2 separate regions of the Homo sapiens genome follow, and region 1 is linked to region 2. The links are chromatin loops, found by intact Hi-C in ENCODE. Cell type or tissue: PC-3. All regions are shown on one strand. Each heading gives the region's core, and the rest is flanking DNA. Links, peaks and the distances in the headings are about the cores only.

Region 1 (4,398 bases), core at 152-4,151, 130 kb before region 2:
TATAGTGACAGCCTTCATCATACCCTGGCCTTTAGGGTGGGGAGTACAGCTTTACGGACACCTTCCTGGGGAAAGCACTGAGTGAGCTGAGAAGGCTGAGCCAGGAGTCCGAGAGTGTGGGATGTCATCATCCCCAGGGCAGCCTGAGTGAAGGCCCTGAAACAGGATCCACCAGGAAGGGCTAGTGGCCAGTGTGGCTAGAAAGGAAGGGAGGGAGCCCCTGAAGGACTTGCCTGAGAGGGAGTGAGGGCAGTTGACATGTGGTTTAGCAGGATGACCCCTTGGCAGGGTGAAAGGTGGGCAGGAAGGGATGTGGAGATTGCCTGAGGTAGAGGGACAGGCACAGGAGAAGATGAGAACTGGTCAGGACCAGAGGGGCTTTTCTGAAAACAAGTATCACTTCAGGAGGGAAGAATCAAGCTGTAGACTGCAGAAAAGTGAGTGGGTGAGGCCTGGAGAAGGGAGCATTTAGGAATCCCTCTGAGAGGGTTGGCATAGGAGGAAGTTTAAGGCGACAAAGCCAGGCTGGTTCAGAGGAGGTGCAAAGGAGGATGAAGTAGAAGCAAAGGCCTCAGGGCCTTGTTTGCAATAACTCTCTTAAACTGTATTCTGCCTCTGGCTTTGGTCCTTTCATGAAAGGCCAGGCAGGTTTATTTGGCCTTCCAGACACAGAACTATACTCCACAGTGCCAATGGGATGTCTGGTCCTTTCTAGTCAGTTTCCTTCAGCGGCTGTTAGAAATTAGTGTTCTGTGAACGCAAGCGACTTTCTCTCTAAACCACCTCTAAGGCAGTGCCTCTAAGCCATGACTGTACAATGAAATCACCTGGGGAGCTTCAAAAAGCAACGATGTGTGCCCTTGCCCCTGGGATTCTGCTGTAATTGGTCTGAGGTGCAGAATGGGCACTGGGATTTTTATAAGCTCTCCAGGTAATCTTAATGTGCAACCGAGTTTGAGAACCACTGAGTGTGGCAGGCTTACGTATGCCAGGCAGTATACTAATAGCTGTGTACGTGTATTATCTCATTCAGGCCTCTTAACCGGTGGTTCTTAAAGTGGAGTCCCCAAACCAGCAGCATCAGCATCCTCTGGAAACCTGTTAGAAATACAGTTCTTGGGTTCCTCTTGAATCAAACTCTGGGTTGGGCTCAGCAATCTATTTTAACAAGGGGAAGCCAGAGGCAGACTCATCTCCAGTTCAGAATCACTGACTTGAAGGAATTTCTCATGGTGGAATTTCACGCAAACTATGTAGAGAAATATACAGGCATACCTTGGACATATTGCTAGTTTGTTTCCAGGCTATTGGAATAAAGTGAGTTGCATGATTTTTTTGTTTCCCAGTGCATATAAAAGTTATATTTAGCTATTTGGGAGGCCAAGGTGAGAGAATCATTTGAAGTCAGGAGTTTGAGGCTGCAGTGAGCTATGATCATGCCACTGCACTCTAGCCTTAGCAACAGAGTGAGAACCTATCTCTAAAAAAATAAAAAAGTTGTTCATACTACACTATAGTCTATTAAGTGTACAATAACATCATGTCTAAAAAATGTACATATCTTAATTTAAAATACTTTATTGCTAAAAAAATGCTGATAATCATCTGAGCTTTCAGTGAGTCATCTTTTTGCTGGTGGAGGTCTTGCTTCAATGTTGATGGCTGCTGACTGATTAGGGTGGAGGTTGCTAAAGGCTAGGTGGCTGTGGCAATTTCTTAAAATAAGACAGTAATGAAGTTTGCCACATCAATGGGCTCTTCCTTTCAGGAAAGATTTCTCTGTGGCATGTGATGCTGTTTGATGGCATTTTACCCACAGTAGAATTTCTTTAAGAATTGGAATCAATCCTCTCAGATCCTGCTACTGCTTCATCAGCTAAGTTTATGTGATATTCTAAATCTTTTGTCATTGTAACAATCTTCACAGCGTCTTCTCCAGGAATAGATTTCATCTCAAGAAACCACTTTCTTTGATCATCTATGAAAAGCAACTCCTCACTTGTTCAAGTTTTATCATGAAATTGCAGCAACTCAGTCACAGCTTCAGGCTGTACTCAGAATTCCAGTTCTCTTGCTGCTATTTCTATACATCTGCATTGACTTTTTCCACTGAAGTCTTGAACCCCTCAAAGTCATCCATGAGGACTGGAATCAACTTCTTCTAAACTCCTATGAATGTTGATAATGTTGATTTCTTTCCACAAATCACAAATATTTTTAATGGCATCTAAAATGGTAAATCTTTCCAGAAGATTCTCAATTGACTTTGCCCAGATCCATTAAGAGGAATCATTACCTATGGCATCTCTGGCCTTATAAAATATACTTCAAAAAATAAGACTTGAAAGTTGAAATGACTCCTTGATTTATGGGCTGCAGAATGAATATGGTATTAGCAGGTGTGAAAAACAAAACAAAACAAAACATTCGTCTCCTTGCATCTCCATCTGAGCTCTTGGGTGACCAGGTGCATTGTCAATGAGGGTAATATTTTGAAAGACATCTTTATTATGAGCAGTAGGTCTCAACAGTGGGCTTAAAATGTGCAGTAAATCATGCTGTAAACAGATGTGTTGTCATCCAGGTTTTGTGCCATGTCTAGAGCACAGGCTGAGTAGATTTAGCATAATTCTGAAGGACCCCAGGATTTTCAGAATGATAAATGTGCATTCGCTTCCACTTACAGTCACCAGCTGCATTAACCCCTAACAAGAATCAGCCTGTCCTTTGTAGCTTTGGAGGCAGGCATGAACTTCTCCTAGATGGCATCTTCCAAGAGGGCTATTTTTGTCTACATTGAAATTCTGCTTAGTGTAGCCACCTGCTTCAATGATCCTAGCTAGATATTCTGAGTAACTCACTACAGCTTCTCCATCAGTACTTGCTGCTTCACCTTGCACTTCTACGTTATGGAGATGGCATTTTTTGTTAAACCTCATGAACCAACCTGGTAGCTGCCAGCTTTTCTGCAGCTTCCTCACCTCTCTCAGCTTTCACAGACCTGAAGAACTTTAGGGCCTTGCTCTGGATTAGGCTTTGGCTTAAGAGAATGTAGTGGCTAGTTTGATCTTCTAACAAACTTTGAGTGATCTTTGTTACTATTGTAACTGGGGACACCATGAATCACACCTGTATGAGACAGTGAACTTAATAAATGTTTGTTCTGACTGCTCCACCGACCAGCCATTTCGTGTCTCTCTGCCTCTCCCTATTCCAAGATCCAACACTGAAATTAGGCCAGTTAGTAACCCTAAATAGCCTCTCAGCCTTTAAGTGAAAGGCAGAGTTGTGGTATCCCAAAACAATTACGGTAGTAACATCAAAGATCACTGATGACAGATCACCATCACAGATACAATAATGATAATGAAAAATTTTGAAATATTGAATCACCAAAATGCGACAAGACATGAAGTGAGCACATGTTGTTGAGAAAATGACACTAATAGACTTGCTTGACAGAGGCTTGCCACAAACATCCAATTTGTTAAAAAAACAAAACCAAAAACAAAATGCAATACTTGTAGCAGAAAACGAGGAATGCCTGTGTTGGGGACAGAAAGGCCAGCTCAGTGCCCCTTGAGTCATGCCCATAGGCAACTTCCACGTTTCCTGTTTTTGTAATCTGAGTAAAAATGAACGTATGCCTGTACCCCTCATCCATATGTGGAATAACGATCTGTTAAACATAGCAAAACAAAACACTGGCGATTTTTTTTTTCTTTTCTAAGGTGACTTTTTCTCCCAGATGACAGAATGAGTAGGGTTAATTTTGTCCTGTATCCTCAGTGTGAGGTATAGAGTCGGTTGACATTTTTTCCTAGACAGTTTGTTCTGCTTGGAAGAAGGTGACGTGGGCCAAAACTTCTCTCCCTACCCCTTTTCCATCCTGGTGAAACAAAGACTGTCCTAGAAGCATGGAAAGAAAATGCCCCATCCAGCTCTCAGAAATACCCAGAGCAAACCAAAGTTGGTGGGATGATGTGCTGGCGGCACAGATCTGGCAGTCAATGGACAAGGTGCACCTCATTTTATTTTTGGAAGCCCTACTTACAAATCTATTCCCAGGGACCTGAGACAAGATCCAGGGATGTCTCCCCAGTTCAAAGCCACTCATAAACTGCTGTTGACTTATGAAAGGCCTGAGGATTGCTAGTAGGAGTGTGTGTAGGGTGGGGAGAGGTTGTGGATGACAGCATCCACAACTGTCAGAGCTGACCCCAGAGAGGCCCCACTCTGATTGAATATTGGCTGTCTGCAGCTTCCAGCTGCTCTCATTCTCTGGAGAATTGCCCTTGGCCAAATGGGATCCACTCACTTCCTTTGCCCATGAACAGCATCTGCCTCCCCCTATGTGCCTGGGGGGCAGATTGGCCAGTGACTGAATGGCACAGGAAT
Region 2 (4,398 bases), core at 126-4,125:
ATTTGTTTCTGTCACTTCAGTCAATATCCTTTTTGGTGCTTGGTTTATCTTTGTCTCCTGTATACTTTTTAAATGGCCAGTAAACTCAAATACCTTTCTTACTTTTCTGACGCAAGATATTCTAAGTGCATCTTGTCCATAGTCTGCTGCTCCCGACCTGAAACCCTGAAATCAGCCATTTTCCCAAGGAGCATTGATGAATTTTTTTTTTTTAAACTGACAATCGTTCATTTCCCCATCTTTTACCTTTCTTAGTGGTTGCATTATTTTTCCCTTGGTCTTAAGCCTCCTACCTTACTTTTTTGTATCTTTTTAAGTCTTTCTCATCAGGTTGTTTCTAAGACTGATATTTTCCCCCTAATAAAAGAACTGATAACAGCTATTCCCTTTTTCTGTATATACTGTCAAAATGCTGGGACTGACTTATTTTGGGCTTTGGCTGCTGTGATGTTTTCTGCAGCCTCTGCCACTGTCTTCAACGTCTTGGTATCTGTTTCATTTACAGCAGCCAGAATGATTCACCAGTTGTGCCAAATTGCTCACCAAAGACCTTCAGTGATTCCCAGCTTTTGGATTGGTCATCAGAAGGGCCTAATTCTCTTTAACCACCCTTCACTAGCCAGGGTTCTTATGGCCTGTGCTCTTCAAAATTGAGAAACTGGGAAGAACAGCTGGTAGCCCTCTGAATGAAGTTCTCTCTTTTTCTTTGCCCAGATGATTCCGTCTCAAAAAGGAACAAAGTATCCCTTTCCCTTTGTACAAGCTGGAGTGCTTTAGCTCTGACTCAATACCCTCCTCTGCTAGAAACTTGACTTTATTGATTGAGAAATAGAAACCGATCCAAATTATATACCAGTATGCCCAATGTATCGCCGTTTTAGGCACCTATTTTACAGGCAAAGCATGTCATTTATTCTTTGTGTTTAAATTGAAATCAATGGCTAACATCATAGCACTTAATTATGTACCATGCATATTCTGATATAAACTTCAACTCTCACTACAAGCCTATGAGCCTATGAGTTAGATGCTGCTATTTGCATTCCACAGATGAAGAAACTGAAACACAGGTGTAATTTGCCCGAGGTTACAGAGTGTGTGCCAGAAGGGAGGTTTGCATCTATGTATCCTGTTTCCGTAGAGCCAAGTCCATGCTCTGAATTAACTTTAGTTTTCCTCAAATGCATTGAGAGGGCAAAGGGTCTATTTACTCTAAACTGTGATAGCCTTATAGTACCTGCTGATATTATCTTACCACTCTGAGAGAGGTAAATAAATGCCATTAATAATGTCAGACTTTTCACTTTTATTTGGGCACACAGAAGCTTATTATTGACATATTGGGTTTAGGGGAAGTGGGGAGAAGCATTGTGGTTATAGGCGAAAGGTAACTAATGTTTACTTAAATTAAAAATAGCTCAAGATCAGCCTGGGCAACAAAGCAAGACCATGTTGCTACAAAAAACAAACAAACAAACAAACAACTAAAATACAAAACAAAACAGCATCCATGTGTCATAAGCAAAATCAGCCATGCTCACTTGATCAAGGTCAATCCAAAAACCTTGTGAATTCACCCAGCTTACTTTGTTCTCATCTGCTTATGGCAGCCAGAAGATAAAGGCCATTAAGAGAGGCATGCATCTGCCAGGAAGGGTGAGTCAGATCAGATATGAGGGACACATAGTGAACTTATTTGAGAAATATTGACTTCACTGCCTCTGCTTGCTGACAAACTACTATCCTGATCCTTGGTGTAAAACTGTGTTAGCTATGGCTACAGATAAAATAAAGCTCTGTGGATGCCAACTTCAAAAATATTTATTTGGGAAGAAGGAAAAGAAACTGTAGATTCATTTAATTTCGTGTGAATTCTAGCAAAGGAACTCAATGGCAAGTTAATATTTTATTTACTTATTTCTTCCTTTCCCTCCCAACCCCCACACTTTGGTGACATAATTAGATCCCAGGAAAAGACACAGGCTGTGGCTTCAGAGTGGGTTTGAATCCCAGTGCTATCACTTATTATCTTTGCATTAGTTATTCTCTGAGCATTCTGAGCCTCAGTGTCTTCCTCTGTAATGACATACACAGTGGATCAGGTTTTTCCATGAATAGAATATAAAGTGTTGGGTACATTGGAACTTAAATAGTTATGTCCCTGGCAGGATGCTTACTCTATGCAAAAGGACTTTCATGGACATATTTATAGAAATCTAGACACAAACATTTTTGCTTTCATATGCAATGTTGGATTCTATTTTTTAAAAGCACATGATATCCCAACATATAGTGAGTATTTTAGGTAGCGTCTAAATACTGATACCATAACAAATAGGCTTCATTTCATACTTGCACTTTCTCTTAAGTTGATGTGGCAGTAATTGGCAACTTGTGTAGCTAGCAATAGATGGAAAGGTAGGAAATAAGTCATTGGTAGTGACTTTGAGCGCTTGTGATTTTTTTTTGCCTCAATACTGCATAACAATCTTTGTTAGGAGTATAGATAATTCCAGTAATGATATATGATCTGGAAGTACTTTTTGAGAGATCATAAGATTTTATATGAAGATAAAATAGTAAAAATCAATGACTTAATTTGTTGTGGCAAATCATTATTATGGTAAATCATTCGTTAATGGGTACGGACAAGGGAAAATCCACAGATGCCACTGTGGTAGGTCTTCTTCAGATTGAAACCTCCAGAGTCCCCTGAAGGGAAGAGGTATTTTCACCTATGAGGAAATTACAATCCAGAGAGGTTAAAAGCTTTCCCATGGCTAACCATGTAGGAAATAGCAGAGAAAGAATGGAGCCCAGAACTACCTGATTTCAAAGACTGTAGCCTGTCTGCAATATCGTGTCTAAAACTTTGAAAGGATAACAACATATGGTATATTGAAACAATGGATGCAGGAAACATTTCAAGTCTTAGTGTAAAGCACAACTCATTCTCTTTCCACTCTCTTCAGTAATGGCTTCCAGGATCAGTCATTTATTTATTTTTATTGATACATATTTTCAGGGTACATGTGATAATTTGATACATTAATATAATCAAGGGTAATTGGGATATTGATCACCTTAAATATTTTTCTTTTCTTTAGGAACATTTAAATTATTCTCTTGAAGCTACTTTGAAATGAAATGCACAATCAATTAATGTTAAATTATAGTCACCCTTTTTTTTTTTTTTTTTTTTGGATGGAGTCTCACTCTATCGCCCAGGTTGGAATGTATTGGTGGGATCTCAGCCCACTGCAACCTCTACCTCTTGGGTTCAAGTGGTTCTCCTGCCTCAGCCTCCTGAGTAGCTGGGATTACAGGCATCCACTACCATGCCTGGCTAATTTTTGTATTTTTAGTAGAGACAGGGTTTCACCACGTTGGCCAGGCTGGTCTTGAACTCCTGACCTCAAGTGATCCGCCTGCCTCAGCCTCCCAAAGTGCTGGGATTACAGGTGTGAGCCACTGTTCTTGGCCCCTACTGATCTGTGGAACACTGGGTCTTATTGCTTTTTTTTTTTTTTTTCTTTTAGGCAGAGTCTTGCTCTTTCACCCAGCCTGGAGTACGGTGGCACCATTTTGGCTCATGCAACGTCCACCTCTGGGTTCAAGCGATTCTTGTGCCTCAGCCTCCCTCCCAAGTACCTGGGATTACAGGCATGTGCCACCACACCTGGCTAATTTTTGTATTTTTAGTAGAGATGGGGTTTTGCCACGTTGGCCAGGCTGGTCTCAAACTCCTGGCCTCAAGTGATCCGCATGCCTTGCCCTCCAAAAGTTTTGGGATTACAGGCGTGAGCCACCGTACCCAATCCATCACTTATATCTAAGTGTATATTTGTACCTGTTAATCAAACTCTCTTCATCCCCTCCTCTCCACTACCCTTCCTGGCCTCTGGTAACCACCAATGTACCCTCTGTCTTCATGAGAAGGGATCAGTCTTTACTCAGAAGCTTTGGCCATGGCTTGAGCAGAGTAGCTGTCAGCCATCTCCCAGCAATACCAGCCATTGGACAAGAAACATGAAGGTTTGGGATGACTCATCCTAGAAGTCATTGTTTTCTCAGCTCCATAGTACACATCTACTTGGAGATTTATAAGGCATGCAAGCTCCTTTTCTGGCCTGTATGAAAAACTGGAAGAGGTAGAATGAGTTCCTTGTAACCCAGGATTTATGTTTCTGATGGTAACATGCTTGATATTTAAGCAACTTGAGATTAGGAAGTTGGAAGTACACATACCTGTCAAAGTAACTGAACCTATTTACAATAGAATAAAATCATTGAGAATACACAGTATCTTTTAATGAAATTAAATTTTGGTATGTTTACCTTTTAATGCACTATGATTACCTGCATGGAATTACTCTTAATTGTTTTTGTTGTGGGTGG

What was found. Peaks named below come from ENCODE experiments on the same cell type or tissue, not always from the same donor. Only the 100,000 strongest peaks of a DNase experiment are listed, where the experiment ranks them.
Region 1: a loop joins it to region 2, with 6 times the contacts of the local background. A loop is called at or near these places in 9 of 110 quality-filtered maps.

The regions. Positions count from the first base shown.
Region 1 is chr7:22,482,590-22,486,987 of GRCh38, reverse strand. The region is part of intron 4 of STEAP1B (STEAP family member 1B); the gene reads left to right. Among named protein-coding and RNA genes, the nearest start is that of STEAP1B, 15 kb to the left of the region's middle. In PC-3, for the core only: no CTCF peak of the experiment used is centred there; no DNase peak of the experiment used is centred there.
Region 2 is chr7:22,348,227-22,352,624 of GRCh38, reverse strand. All of the region lies in intron 1 of RAPGEF5 (Rap guanine nucleotide exchange factor 5), which reads left to right. Among named protein-coding and RNA genes, the nearest start is that of RAPGEF5, 6.7 kb to the left of the region's middle. RefSeq lists enhancers at 404-453, 744-853 and a silencer at 1,644-1,773. In PC-3, for the core only: no CTCF peak of the experiment used is centred there; DNase peaks (open chromatin) are centred at 1,654 and 4,064; H3K4me3 peaks cover 665 bases; H3K27ac peaks cover 1,560 bases.